2 separate regions of the Homo sapiens genome follow, and region 1 is linked to region 2. Evidence: chromatin contacts called from ENCODE Hi-C or POLR2A ChIA-PET data. All regions are on one chromosome and are shown on one strand. Each heading gives the region's core, a stretch centred on a gene start or an enhancer-like site at or near the end of the contact. The rest is flanking DNA. Distances are from core to core; before and after follow the strand shown.

Region 1 (7,119 bases), core at 2,864-5,363, 180 kb after region 2:
CCAGTCTCCATTTTCCTGACAGCTTTGCTTCTTTCCTGTGTTAGCTCCTTTGTTTCCTAAACCCTCATGTCTTCCTCTGTCTTGGTTGCCAGTAGCTTTTTGATGTTGAACCTCCTGGAATAATTATCTAATTCATTTCTTTTTCCTTTAGATATGTTTCCTGCAAGATTTATTCAACTTTATCTTCTACTTTTATTAAATTTTTCTTTTCTACTATTAGAGTTTAATCTCCAGGAGGTCTTTTTGAAGTCTCTGCATGTTTCTTTTTATACTATCCTTTCATTCTTTCAACAGATTTTCCTTGCCCTGCATAGTCTCTTTTTTTCCTAACATTGTTTTTAAATATTGATTTGGTTTCTTTTATGTTAGAGTTTTTCTCTGATGTCTAGTAATAATTAACTGTCTGCTGATGGTTAAAAGTGAGGGACTAAATAGCCAGTTAGAAGCTTTAAATGTATAGGCAGGTTGCCTTTGGGTGAGCTTCTTGGCCTTATTGTTGATGAACATTCTCATATCAGTATCAGGGTCTAAGGGGCACAGTCTTCCCACTGTGTTTGGATGGTAAGGGGTGAAGAAAACTGACTGAAGAGACTGCTGCATTCAGCATTAATTATGCATATTTTCACTTAATTCTCTTCCATTTTTAATTTTACTTGTATTTGTATTTTATTTTACTTTATTTTTATCTTTTGAGATGGAGTCTTGCTCTGTCACCCAGGCTAGAGTGCAGTGGCGCCATCTCAGCTTACTGCAACCTCTGCCTCCTGGGTTCAAATGATTCTCCTGGCCTCAGCCTCCCGAGTAACTGGGATTACAAGCACCCATCACTGCCTGGCTAATTTTTGTAGTTTTAGGGTTTCACCATGTTGGCTAGGCTGGTCTCGAACTCCTGACCTCAGGTGATCCGCCTGCCTCGGCCTACCAAAGTGCTGAGATTACAGGCATGAGCCTCTGCAGCTGGCCTTATTTTCTTTTTCATTTTATTTTTTTATTTTTATTTTTTGGGGTCAGTCTTCCTCTGTCTCAAAAAAAAAAAAAAAAAAAAAAGCACCGCAGCCTCGACCTCCTGAGCTCAAACAATTCTCCCACCTCTGCCTCCCAAGTAGCTGGGACTATAGGCACATACCACCATGCCTGACTAATTTTTTTACTTTTTGTAAAGATGCAGTCTCCCTATGTTGCCCAGGCTGGTCTTGAACTCCTGGGCTCAAGTGATTCTCCCACCTCGGCCTCCCCAAAAGTTGAGATTACAGGCATGAGCCATTGCACCCAACCCCTTCCATTTTTTGTACCATATCCCTACCATCAGTTGCCTTTTGCGACCCCTTTCCAGAGACCATTTGCTTTACACTTTCTTGGAAAACAGATTCCAAAATTCCGCCAGAGTTAGTGTAGGACAGACATTGAAGATCATGGAGTAGGGAAAGTGATAGAGGAATCAAACAGCTTTTACCTTGCTTCTCCTGATTTTAGGTCACCTCCCTTTCATCTCATTTCAGAGACCTGGATAAAATACAATGAATGTATTACTTGTTAACCTATACTGGTGTATACTACCAGTTAAAAGAAAAAATTAGGCTGGGCGCGGTGGCTCACCCCCGTAATCCTAGCACTTTGGGAGGCCGAGGTGGACGGTTTGCCTGAGCTCAGGAATTCGAGACCAGCCTGGGCAACAAGGTGAAACCCCGCCTCTACTAAAATACAAAAAATTACCCAGGCATGATGGCGTGCTACTGTAGTCCCAGCTACTTGGGAGGCTGAGGCAGGAGAATTGCTTGAACCCGGGAGGCGGAGGTTGCAGTGAGCCAAGATCACGCCACTCCACGCCAGCCTGGGCAACAGAGCGAGACTCTGTCTCAAAAAAAAAAAAAAGAGAGAGAAAAGAAAGAAAAAAATTCATGGCTACACTGTACATAAGTGCTGAGTGAAGGAAGGATCCAGAGAGGATGTGCATAGAATTTGTGCTACCATGATGCTCCACACCCCACTACTTTCAAAAATAGCTAATTCGTGCTTCTGCTTTCTTCCTCCCTTTTCAACTGCTTATGGAGTTAACAGTCATTCTCCCAAGAGCATACCAGAACAAAAGGGACTGAAACCCTAGCATATCACTTATTTAAAAGTACTGAGTTGTGACTTCCTTCTAAAGATTTTTGAGGTGGAGGAGGATCTGCATACTAATTGCCTTCCCAAAATGTTTTAAATCATCTGAATACTTCATTAAGTTTCTATATACCCTCTCTTGTATAAATATGAACATGACTTGTTGAAAATACTTTTTTGGGTGTGTTTGGTGATTGTTTAATGAGATGTAGATTATCAGTTTGCATTCTGAATTTAAAGCTAGTTGCAAAGGCTTTATTCATATGCATGGCATTCTGGAAACAAATTTATAAGATAATACCTCCTTTTGATTAGAATTTGTATCATATAGGAAATAGGAGAAGTAGTTTGTTAAGGTAGCAAATAGAATTTATTATTTCCTAAACAAAGTCAATTATTTTTTTCTTATTCTGTATCTGAATTTATGAATTATTATGATGATGCTATAAAGGAGTTTTTTTCTAGCTGTTTAAGAACATTTGCCAAGGAGCCAAACTCAAGACATAATGCACTTCAAAGTTCATGGGAAAACATTTTTGATGTTATGTTGTTATCACTTGAAGCTCAAAATATGCCAGTAACATAGTCCTTCCCTCCCTCCTCTTTAAGAATGAAAGACAAAATACAAGCTTAATTAGTTTTGAGGTCCTCAGGGTGTAGGAGTTAAATTCCTCCAGTATTACATGATGCCAAAATTGATGCTAGTTCCATTTTTTCTCCTAGTGGTCTTGATGAGAAATTTAATATAGCATTATTATAAATATATATTAAATATCCTCTGTCATCTTATTTCCTGAAGGGGTATAAAGGTCAACATGTTTTTACTGTTACATCCTACCCACTGCCCAGTAGTAAACACACAATACATATCTGTATGTGTTTCTTCCAGTGGTTTTAATTTTTCTGCATAAGATAGAATTACCAATCTTAAGGAAAACAGAGTACACAGGCACCAAATTCTGTGAACCTGAATAACAGATATTATGTAATTATTTTTTCTGTCAGTAGAAAAAGATGAGCTGTAGTAGTAGTAGTAGAAGCCTGGAAAGGCAGTAATGCTGACATTCTGGACTATTGCCTGTGTCCTCTCACCACTTTTTATCACTTCTGACTACGTCTTACTCCTAGAAAATCATAGCAAGTGGGATAGGTTGACTAAATGCATGGACTGGTTTCCATCTGAATTTATTGCTGCAAACTGAGCCCTTATCAATGTGTCATGCACCCTGGACAGACGATGATATATGTCATACAAATGTTTTCTTCCAGCCTGTGGCTTGTCTATTTGCTTTCAGAGGCTTTTAAAGTAATGCAATCCAATTTAATCCATTTTCTCTTTTATAGTTCATAATTTTTGTGTTTTCTTGAAGAAATCTTTGCTTAACCAAAGATTAGGTTTTATTTTAAGTTGTTGATTCTTTTTGAGTTAATTTTTAGATATGGTACAAAGTTGGAAATATTCTCCTTTGTCCACTGAATTACCTTGACACCCTGTTGAATTCCTGATGAAACTGGTAATTTTCTTTCTTGCTTTTTTTTTTCTTTTTTTTGCTGTTCCCCCCTTCCTTCCCCCTGAAATGGGTAATTTTCTAGGAAAATATAATTTGCCAAAGGAACTCAAGAAATAAAAATCCTATGTAGACTAGTGTTAAAATGTGATTAGGCCAGGGGTTTTGTGGACAATTTAATTCATGTTGATGAAGCAGATGATTGCAGTAGTCCCTCCTTATTTATGGGGGATATACCAAGACCAAGAATGCCAGTGGATCCCTGAAATCATGGATAATACTGAACCCCAATATGTACTGTTTTTTTCCTGTATATACATACATACATATGTACCTGTGATAAAGTTTGGATTATAAATTAGGCACAGTAAGAATTTAATAACAATAACTAATAATAAAATAGAACAAATAAGTAAAACAAAGATTACTTGAACACAAGCACTGCAATACCGCCACAGTTGATATGGCAACTGAGATGGCTGCTAAGTGATTAACAGGCAGTGAACACATACGGTGTGGATATGCTGGACAAGGTGATGGATGATTCACCCCTGGGCAGGACAGAGCAGGATGGCATGAGATTTCATCATGATACTCAGAGTGGCACATGATTTAAAACTTACAAGTTATTTATTTCTAGAAATTTTCCATATTATATCTTTGGACTGCAGTCAACCACAAGTAACTGAAACTGCAGAAAGTGAAACCACAGATAAGAGGGGACAGCTCTATAATGCTATATCAATCAGTATAGCAGAGAAAAAGAAAGTATACCTGTTTATTTTATAAAGTTGGCAAAATCTTGATAACTAAAAGCTGACAGTCTGGGCATAGTGGCTCATGCCTCTAATCTCAGTCCTTTGGGAGGCCCATACGGGAGGATTGCTTGAGCCCAGGAGTTCAAGAACAGCCTAGGCAACATTGGGAGACCCTACAAAAAAAAAAAAAAAAAAGACACAAGAATCTTTTAAAAAGTTAGCCAGGTATGGTGGCACACATCTATAGTCCCAGCTATTTGGGAGGCTCAGGTGGGAGGATTGCTTGAGTCCAGGAGGTCAAGGCTGCAGTGAAATGAGATTGTGCCACTGCACTCCAGCCTGGAGGACAGAGCACAGCCCTATCTCTAAATAAATAAATGCTGACAAAGATAGTAGAAAAATACATTTGTCCGGCTGGGTGTGGTGGCTCATGCCTATCCCAGCACATTGGGAAGCCAAGGCAGGCAGATCACATGAGGTCAGGAGTTTGAGACCACACTGCCCAACATGGCGAAAGCCTGACTCTACTAAAAATACAAAAAAAAAAAATAATAATAATAATAGCTGGGCGTGGTGGCAGGCAACTGTAACCCCAGCTACTTGGGAGGCTGAGGCAGGAGAAACATCTAAACCTGGGAGGCAGAGGTTGCAGTGACTCAAGATTGCGCCACTGCACTCTGGACTGGGTGACAGAGCAAGACTCCATCTCAAAAACAAAAAACAAAACAAAACAAACAAACAAATACATTTGTTCTATTCCACTTAATACAGCTGTAGAAAGTCTATATAAATTACATGTAGATTAAATCCAACAAATCATTATTTTTTCTTATTACAAAAACAATATATATTTCTTTGAGAAAAATGAGAAAATATGGCATAAAGGAGAAAATTTTAAGGCCAGGTGCAATGGCTCACACCTGTAATCTCAGGACTTTGGGAGGCTGAGGCAGTGGATCACCTGAGGTCAGGAGTTCGAGACCAGCCTGGCTAATATGGTGGAAACCTGTCTCTACTAAAAATACAAAATTTAGCCGGGCATGATGGTGTGCGCCTGTAGTCCCAGCTACTTGGGAGGCTGAGACAGGAGAATTGCTTGAACCCTGGAGGCAGAGGTTGCAATAAGCTGAGATTGTGCCACTGCACACCAGCCTGGGTGACAGAGAGAGACTCCATCTCAAAAAATAAAAAAAGGAGAAAAATTTAAATCATTTGACCTTTCTATCCATTGGTAATTACTAATAACATTTTGATATATCTACTTTTATGATTTTTTTCTAGGGAAGTTTTCTATGTACAGTAGTTACATTTTTTAACATGCCAATTTATAGCTAGCTGTTTTCTGCTTGTTTGGTGCCCGCCCCCATGCCCAGCTAATTTTTTTGTATTTTTAGTAGAGACAGGGTTTCACCATGTCGGCCAGGCTGGTCTCGAACTCCTGAAATTAAGTAATCCACCCGCCTCGGCCTCCCAGAGTGCCAGGATTACAGGCGTGAGCGACCGTGGCTGGCCTGTTTTTGTCCCCATTTGATATGTCAAATCTATAAATATATTGAAAGAATATGACCCAAGAGGATTTATTGCAATATCTAAGGATTATGTAGATATATTATCACTTTACACATATATATACACACACACATATAAAGTGTAAATATATATGTGTATATAGTGTAAAAAACATATATAAAGTGATACATGTATGTGTGTGTGTATATATACACACACACACTTTTTTTGAGATGAAGTCTACCTCTGCCTCCTGGGTTCAAGCGATTCTCCTGCCTCAGCCTGCCGAGTAGCTGGGACTATAGGTGAGCAGCCACCATGCCTGGCTAATCTATAAATAGTTACAAATTATTACCTTGATAGGTCAAAAACTAGAACGAAAATGATATGCTTGCTTATCTTTGTAGATGGGAAAATTCAACTCTTCTAGTTAAAAGCTTTAGTTACCCTAGGAATAGGATAATGTATTTTTATTCTTAAATACTTAAATAATATCAACATCTGCATTTCTACCAAATTGATTTAAAAATTGATAACATTAAGACACATTTTATAAAGTAAAACTTGTTAGATAAAGTCTCCTTTGACCACCTTTGTCTAGTGACAACCCATACATACCACGAATGTTGTGTATATCCTTCTAGTTCATTTTTTTCTGTTACAACATTGCTTACATACTTTGATAGGATCAAGACCAGTTCTCTAGGCCAGATGCAGTGGCTCACACCTGTAATCCCAGTGCTTTGGGAGGCTGAGGCAGGCAAATCGTCTGAGCGCAGCCTGAGCAACATTGTGAGACCCCATCTCTACAAAAAATACAAAAATGAACTGTGAGTGGTCTCGCAGTACTGTGGTCCCAGCCACTCAGGAGGCTGGGAGAATCACTTGTGCCTGGGAGATTGAGGCTGCAGTGAGCCATTGATATGGGTAGGCTTTGTCTTCCCACCCAAATCTCATCATGAATTGTAAACCCCATAATGCCTATCATCCCCACGTGTCAAGGTAGAGACCAGGTGGAGGTAATTGAATTATGGGGGCAGTTTACCCCATGCTGTTCTCATGATACTGAGTTCTCACAAGATCTGATGGTTTTATAAGGCGCTCTTCCCCCTTCACTCAGCCCTTCTCCTTCCTGCCACCTTGTAAAGAAGACACCTTGCTTCTCCTTCACCTCCCACCATTATGGTAAGTTTCCTGAGGCCTCCCCAGCCATGCTGAACTGTGAGTCAATTAAACCCCTT
Region 2 (6,607 bases), core at 469-2,968:
TTACAGGTGTGAGACACCACGCCCAGCCCCAAAGAAGGTATTTTTATAATCATCAATCAGGTAGATAATCTGGCCCAATTCTCTCATCTAAAAAAGAAGAAACAGAGAAGAGAAAATGAGTTAGAGAAGAGCTATAAACTTCATGAGAGTAAAGACTACTGTTGTCTTGTTCACATTCATTAGATGGATGAAGGGAGGTTAAGGTCAAGCTTTCCCTAGACTCCTACTTATCCTTTTTTTTTTTTTTTTTTTTTTTTTTTGAGACAGAGTTTCGCTCTTGTTACCCAGGCCGCAGTGCAATGGCGTGATCTCAGCTCACCGCAACCTCAGCCTCCCGGGTTCAAGCATTCTCCTGCCTCAGCCTCCCAAGTAGCTGGGATTACAGGCATGTGCCACCACGCCTAGCTAATTTATTTTTTATTTTTATTTATTTATTTTTGAGACAGTTTCTCTCTTGTTGACCAGGCTGGAGTGCAATGGCGTGATCTCAGCTCACTGCACCCCCTGCCTCTCAGGTTCAAGCGATTCTCCTGCCTCAGCCTCCCGAGTAGCTGGGATTACAGATATGCGCCACCATGCCCAGCTAATTTTTCATATTTTTTTTTTAGTAGAGATGGGGTTTCTCCATGTTGGTCAAGCTGGTCTCGAATTCCCAACCTCAGGTGATCTGCCCGCCTCGGCCTCCCAAAGTGCTGGGATTACAGGTGTGAGCCACCGCGCCTGGCCTGCTCTTTTCTACTGCATTGCACCACATTGCCAAAAGTGCAGTTATTAAGCCCATTCAACAATATGTTGCTAACGAAAAAAACAAACTAAAATATTTTTAAAAGGTTTATTCTGAGCCAAGATGAGTGACCATAGCTTGGGGAAACACAGCCTCAAGAGGTCCTAGGAAACTGTGCCTGAGGTGGTCAAGTTATAATTTGGGTTTTCTTTTTTTTTTTTTTGTTTTGAGACGGAGTCTCGCTTTGTCACCAGGCTGGAGTGCAGTTGCGCAATCTCGGCTCACTGCAACCTCCGCCTCCCGGGTTCAAGCCAATTCTCCTGTCTCAGCCTCCTGAGTAGCTGCGATTACAGTCGCGTGCCACCGCACCCGGCTGATTTTTGTATTTTTAGTAGAGACGGGGTTTCCCCATGTTGGCCAGGCTGGTCTCGAACTCCGGACCTCAGGTGATCCACCCACTTCGGCCTCCCAAAGTGTTGGGATTACAGGCGTGAGCCACCGCGCCCAGCCAGAACACTGACACTTCTCATAACAAATGAACGCGATTTATGTATATCTAAGCCAGGGCACATTGGACGTCGGTATCCTGGACATCAGCATCCTGGACACAGCTCCCAAACCCCGAATTCCCCCATTTTATTGATGCTAGCAGGCCAGGGAAGGGAAAACTTCCTTTGGGCTTTGAATAATAACGACTTTAGAATTGAAATCGTGGGCTGGAGGTGGACGCCACGCCTCATTCTGATGGGTCCAAGAGCCGAAATTTCGGCTTCTGGCACTCTCCTCACTCAGCTCTCTAAACTCCTCCATCATTCCTCTTTCCAGTCCTTTGGCCCTAAGCCCTTGCTAGCGGTTGGCTAAGAAGAAACCCGTCTCTTGCTCGGGATTCGCTGTGAGCTCCGGGAAGCCCGCCTCCGCTCTCCCGTGATTCGCTACTCCTGTGTTCATCCGCCCCTCCGTCGACCAGATTGGGTGCTTGGCCGTCCCTGCCATTAGCGCGTAACGAGAGACTGCTTGCTGCGGCAGAGACGCCAGAGGTGCAGCTCCAGCAGCAATGGCAGTGACGGCGTTGGCGGCGCGGACGTGGCTTGGCGTGTGGGGCGTGAGGACCATGCAAGCCCGAGGCTTCGGCTCGGATCAGGTACGCTGCGGCAGTGTCCGCTGCTCCAGCCCCGCGGGCGGATCCCATCTTTGCTTCCGTACCTTTACCAGTGTCCCTGTCTCTCTGCAGTCCGAGAATGTCGACCGGGGCGCGGGCTCCATCCGGGAAGCCGGTGGGGCCTTCGGAAAGAGAGAGCAGGCTGAAGAGGAACGATATTTCCGGTGAGGCTCACCGGGTCCCAAGTCCAGCCCTGGATCTCCCAATGGCCTTCCAATCCTTAAACTGCCAATCGCCCCACCCGTTCCTACCTGGTGCCTTGGGCGCCCCATCCCCCAACAGAACTCCCGGGCCCCAATCCAGTATACCCTAACCCTTGATGTCCCGACCGTTGCCACGTATAGGGCACTCCCAGTTACCTGCACAACAGTTTCAGGCCCCCAAACCGTTTCCACCGGCGGGTCTCCAAAACAACCCACGGCTCAACTCCTCCTTTATCATTACCATCTCCCGCGTGGAGTTCTCCTCAGGTCGTGCGAAACACCCCCAGATTCTTCGCACAGTGTCTAGATCCGACCGCCCAACGTTTGCCTCCCAGCCTGACTCCCTCGGCCCTTACCCACCTGTCACCCCCTCTACGCTCTCCTTCCTCGCCAGCACGCCTTAGCTTTGCAAGCCTGCATGCATTCAGGCTTCTCAGGTGTTTCTAGACCCCCGACTCCGCAAGAGTGAGGATGATGGGAGCTGGTCATGGGAGCTACTTATGGTTGGACACCATCTTCTAAAGGCTTTTGCCCTACTCAGCCCAACCTAGACCTGTAGATTTCCCTCTCCTGCTTAGGAGTATGGAGTGGGCTGGGCCTCCCTTTGCCAGCCTTGAGTTATCTTTAACTGACTTCTGTCCACTCTGGAGAGCAGTGAGGAATTAATCTTGCTTTTGCTTGTCCTTTGGCCTTTCACTTCTGCCTTCTGTTGAGAATTATCACCATGACACCTGCCATACCGTATAGAGAGCCAAGGTACAGCCGTTAGAGACTATCTAATTGAGCCCCTACATTTTGTAGTTAAGGAAAACTGAGGCCTAAATGTGACCAAACCAACATTGTAATCCAGTCCCTTCTTGGAACCTAAATTGAACTGCCAAGTACTGCGCATGCAAGAGACCCTTTATTGGCCTTACAGTGGGCCATTCATTTCTATAGGCAAAGAAAGCTCTAGACAGATTGGAATAGGAAATGGATATTTGCCTTTTAGCTACACCCCTTTGTCTGTCTTCCTCATTTTGTTCCTTTTTTTTTCCCTAAAGGGGAGTCAAGTTCCCTGGGTTGTTCCCCTCATAAGGTATTAGGGACTTGTGTCACATCTCTCTGGAGTTTTCTATTTTAAAGAGGAATCTGAAAGCAATAAGCTCTTTGGTCTTCTTAAGATGGCTACACCTCAATTTAAGATGGGGTATTCTTTCACTAGTTGAGGAGTAGAAGAGGATGACCAGCTAGACTCCCATGGAATTGGAACTCCTATTCCTTGCTTAGACATTACAGGTTATGCTTTGAGATCTCTTTGGGGTGAAGGATTGAAATTAAACCCTGAGCCACCGTGTCCTTGTAGAGCACAGAGTAGAGAACAACTGGCAGCTTTGAAAAAACACCATGAAGAAGAAATCGTTCATCATAAGAAGGAGATTGAGCGTCTGCAGAAAGAAATTGAGCGCCATAAGCAGAAGATCAAAATGCTAAAACATGATGATTAAGTGCACACCGTGTGCCATAGAATGGCACATGTCATTGCCCACTTCTGTGTAGACATGGTTCTGGTTTAACTAATATTTGTCTGTGTGCTACTAACAGATTATAATAAATTGTCATCAGTGAACTGTGTTTGATGCCTTCTTCTATCTGGAAGAGATAGACAGACACCAATGGACTGCTAAAATGGATTAGAGGCGTCCCTGCATCCAGGAACCCACAGACAATGCACAGTGTGATAAGTGCTATGAAACAACACGAGTTGGGGGGATAGGTGTGACACAGACAAAGTACCCCTCCCCGTCTAATTAGAGGTGTTCAGAGAAAGCTTCCTGAAGGATAAATCCCAATCTGAAGCATAAAGATCAGGAGGATCCTGGAGATCCGAAGGAGTCATTGCTTCAAAAGATACAATTAGGCCAGGTGCGGTGGCTCATGCCTGTAATCCCAGCACTTTGGAAGGCCAAGGTGGGTGGATCACCTGAGGTCAGGAGTTCAAGACCAGCCTGGACAACAGTAAAACCCCATCTCTATTAAAAATACAAAAATTAGCCAGGTGTGGTGGCACGCACCTGTAGTCCCAGCTACTCAGGAGGCTGAGGCAGGAAAACCACTTGAACCTGGGAGGTGTAGGTTGCAGTGAGCCGAGACTGTGCCACTGCACTCCAGTCTGGGTGACAGAATGAGACTCTGTCTCAAAAAAAAAAAAAAAAAAGATACAATTGAAAGTACCATCAGTTAAAACAGCATTTTGCATTTTTAAAATGGTTTAGAGGATACTTAATATGAGCTAGTCATCCTTGTTCTAATTTTGTAGATTGAGAGAACTGGAATTAGAAATCATGTGATTTATACAGTCACTCAGCACCTTGGCAGTGAGACTTGTGTCCAGGTTTTTTGACTACTAAACCAAGTCTGTTATTAGCAGAAAATCAGAATTATTTCTTAGGTTATATTTTGCTTTGCCAAGTATTTTGTTTCAAATTAGACTTGAGGGCCTAGTATAACTAAATTATTATACAAACTAGTTGTGTAACTCCTCTAGGCAAAAAAATTTGAGGTGACATTTGGGCCATTAGCAAAACATTTTCAGTTCACCAGTTCAGTAGAGTATTTGCCCAGGATTGTAATGAGTTATTTGTTCTAAGACCCTATCTATCTCACAAGGGCCTGTAGGACCATTGAGTGATAAAAGCTTGGAGAAGTCGCATTGACCTTGTCTGTACAGACAAAACACTAGATAGTTTGACTTGCCCATGAAACTGAACACAGCCAGGTGTGGTATGTGCCTACAGTTCAGCTACTTGGCAGTCTGAGGCAAGACGATTGCTTGAGCCCAGGAGTTCCAGACATGCCTGGGCAGCATTTTGACCCCATCTCTTTAAAAAAAAAAACAAAAAACAAAAAACTAAACTTTGAATTATAATGATTATAATGTTGCTGAATCTCAGCACTGAGGCCTCAGTAGTGCCTATAAATCTTGCAAGTGGCCAGCAACAAAATAACCTGAAAAGATGAAGTTCAAGAAACAATCATACTAAGTCAAATGCCTTTTATTTTAACATTATTAACAGTGCAACACTTGAAAAGTTTAAAAATTGGAAACAAGTATTAGCAAACATCTTTAATTTTGCATATTTGTAACCAAAAAAACAAGGTATACAAAATCCCCTGAATTTGTACATGATGGTGTTTTTTTGACTTATAATCAACAATTGCCTTACTAAGAGTGATGTTCCTGAATTGTTTCCTCAGTAAAGGTGTACCATAGGCTGGGTGCGATGGCTCATGCCTGTAATCCCAGCACTTTGAGAGGCCGAGGCAGGCGGATCATCTGAGGTCAGGAGTTCAAGACCAGCCTGGCTAACATGGCAAAACCCCATCTCTACTAAAAATACAAAAATTAGCCATGTGTGGTGTTGGGCACCTGTAATCCCCGCTACTCGGGAGGCTGAGGCAGGAGAATTACTTGAACCTGGGAGGCAGAGGTTGCAGTGAGCTGAGATTGTGCCACTGTACTCCAGCCTGAGAGACAGAGTGAGACTCCATCTCAACAACAACCAAAAAAAGATTAAATAGGCTAATTTAAATATATCTGAACTTTGTGAAAATGGTAACTCATGGTCTTTTTGTTATGATATACCTGTGGTTAATTTTTCTATCATGCTGCAGTAAAAGCAAGATGTAAATACTGAGTAATATCACAAACATGTTTGAATCCTAAAAGAATTTATGTGACATGAGCCAGTAACCACTGAAAAAACAGCACAGGTCATAGGTGGTTCTTAGAATCAGGATAATTTGGAAAATACTACAGCAGTGGTTCCATGAGCCAGCAGTGTCAGCATCACCTGGGAACTTGTTAGAAATGCAAATTCTCGGCAGGGCGCGGTGGCTCTTGCCTGTAATCCCAGCAATTTGGGAGGCCGAGGTGGGTGGGTCACAAGGTCAGGAGTTCGAGACCAGCCTGGCCAATATGGTAAAACCCCGTCTCTACTAAAAATCCAAAAATTAGCTGAGCATGGTGGCGGGCACCTGTAGTCCCAGCTACTCGGGAGGCTGAGGCAGAAGAATCGCTTGAACCGGGAGGCGGAGGTTGCAGTGAGCCAAGATCGCACCACTGCACTCCAGTCTGGGCAACAGAGCAAGACTCCGTCTAAAAAAAAAAAAAAAAGAAATGTAAATTCTCAGGCCCCACCACAAACCTGCTGAAACGAGGGGTTTGACTCAGCAATCCTTTAACAAGCCCTCCGGTTGATTCTGTCATGTATGCACCAAAGTTTGACGATCATTGTAGTACAGGTAGTTTCTCATGGAATCTGCTGGCATTTTTGGGTAAACACTTTTATAAAGACAGATTATTAGGTATAATAAAAGTAACTATATATGTTTAATATAATTCATAATATGAATGTGACTTTAGAATTTAGAAATAAATGGTTCTTGTATGGAACTTGTTAACATTTGAGAACACAGCATTCCACAGAATACAGTTTGGGAAATACTTCACTTGTATAATATATTTATTGCCTTAGTCAA

What was found. Hi-C counts contacts between places; a loop is a spot of excess contacts on that map. ChIA-PET counts read pairs that join two places held with the same protein, here RNA polymerase II (POLR2A). Pooled maps may share reads with other maps.
Region 1: a pooled map shows a loop between it and region 2 (2.3-fold over the local background). The contact joins the enhancer-like site here to the promoter of ATP5IF1 in region 2. A Hi-C loop is called at or near these places in 6 of 168 maps with a recorded cell type or tissue (CD4-positive, alpha-beta T cell, CD4-positive, alpha-beta memory T cell, K562 and 3 more), 11 of 37 single-sample maps with no recorded cell type and 18 of 50 pooled maps. POLR2A ChIA-PET finds 5 or more read pairs at or near these places in 8 of 52 experiments (CD4-positive, alpha-beta memory T cell, H1, OCI-LY7 and 4 more).

The regions. Positions count from the first base shown.
Region 1 is chr1:28,413,403-28,420,521 of GRCh38, forward strand. All of the region lies in intron 2 of PHACTR4 (phosphatase and actin regulator 4), which reads left to right. Among named protein-coding and RNA genes, the nearest start is that of PHACTR4, 47 kb to the left of the region's middle. RefSeq lists a silencer at 4,051-4,110. Within about 2 kb of position 4,114, at least 4 of the 41 ENCODE cell types and tissues checked have a DNase peak (open chromatin) inside an H3K27ac peak, as active enhancers do; they include endothelial cell of umbilical vein, where a contact is called at or near this core.
Region 2 is chr1:28,234,406-28,241,012 of GRCh38, forward strand. It overlaps ATP5IF1 (ATP synthase inhibitory factor subunit 1), which reads left to right and starts at 1,719. Exons shown (of 3, transcript NM_016311.5): 1 at 1,719-1,865; 2 at 1,956-2,047; 3 at 3,432-3,695. The coding sequence starts at 1,779. The coding sequence ends at 3,573. RefSeq lists enhancers at 618-1,124, 1,918-1,977 and a silencer at 957-1,181.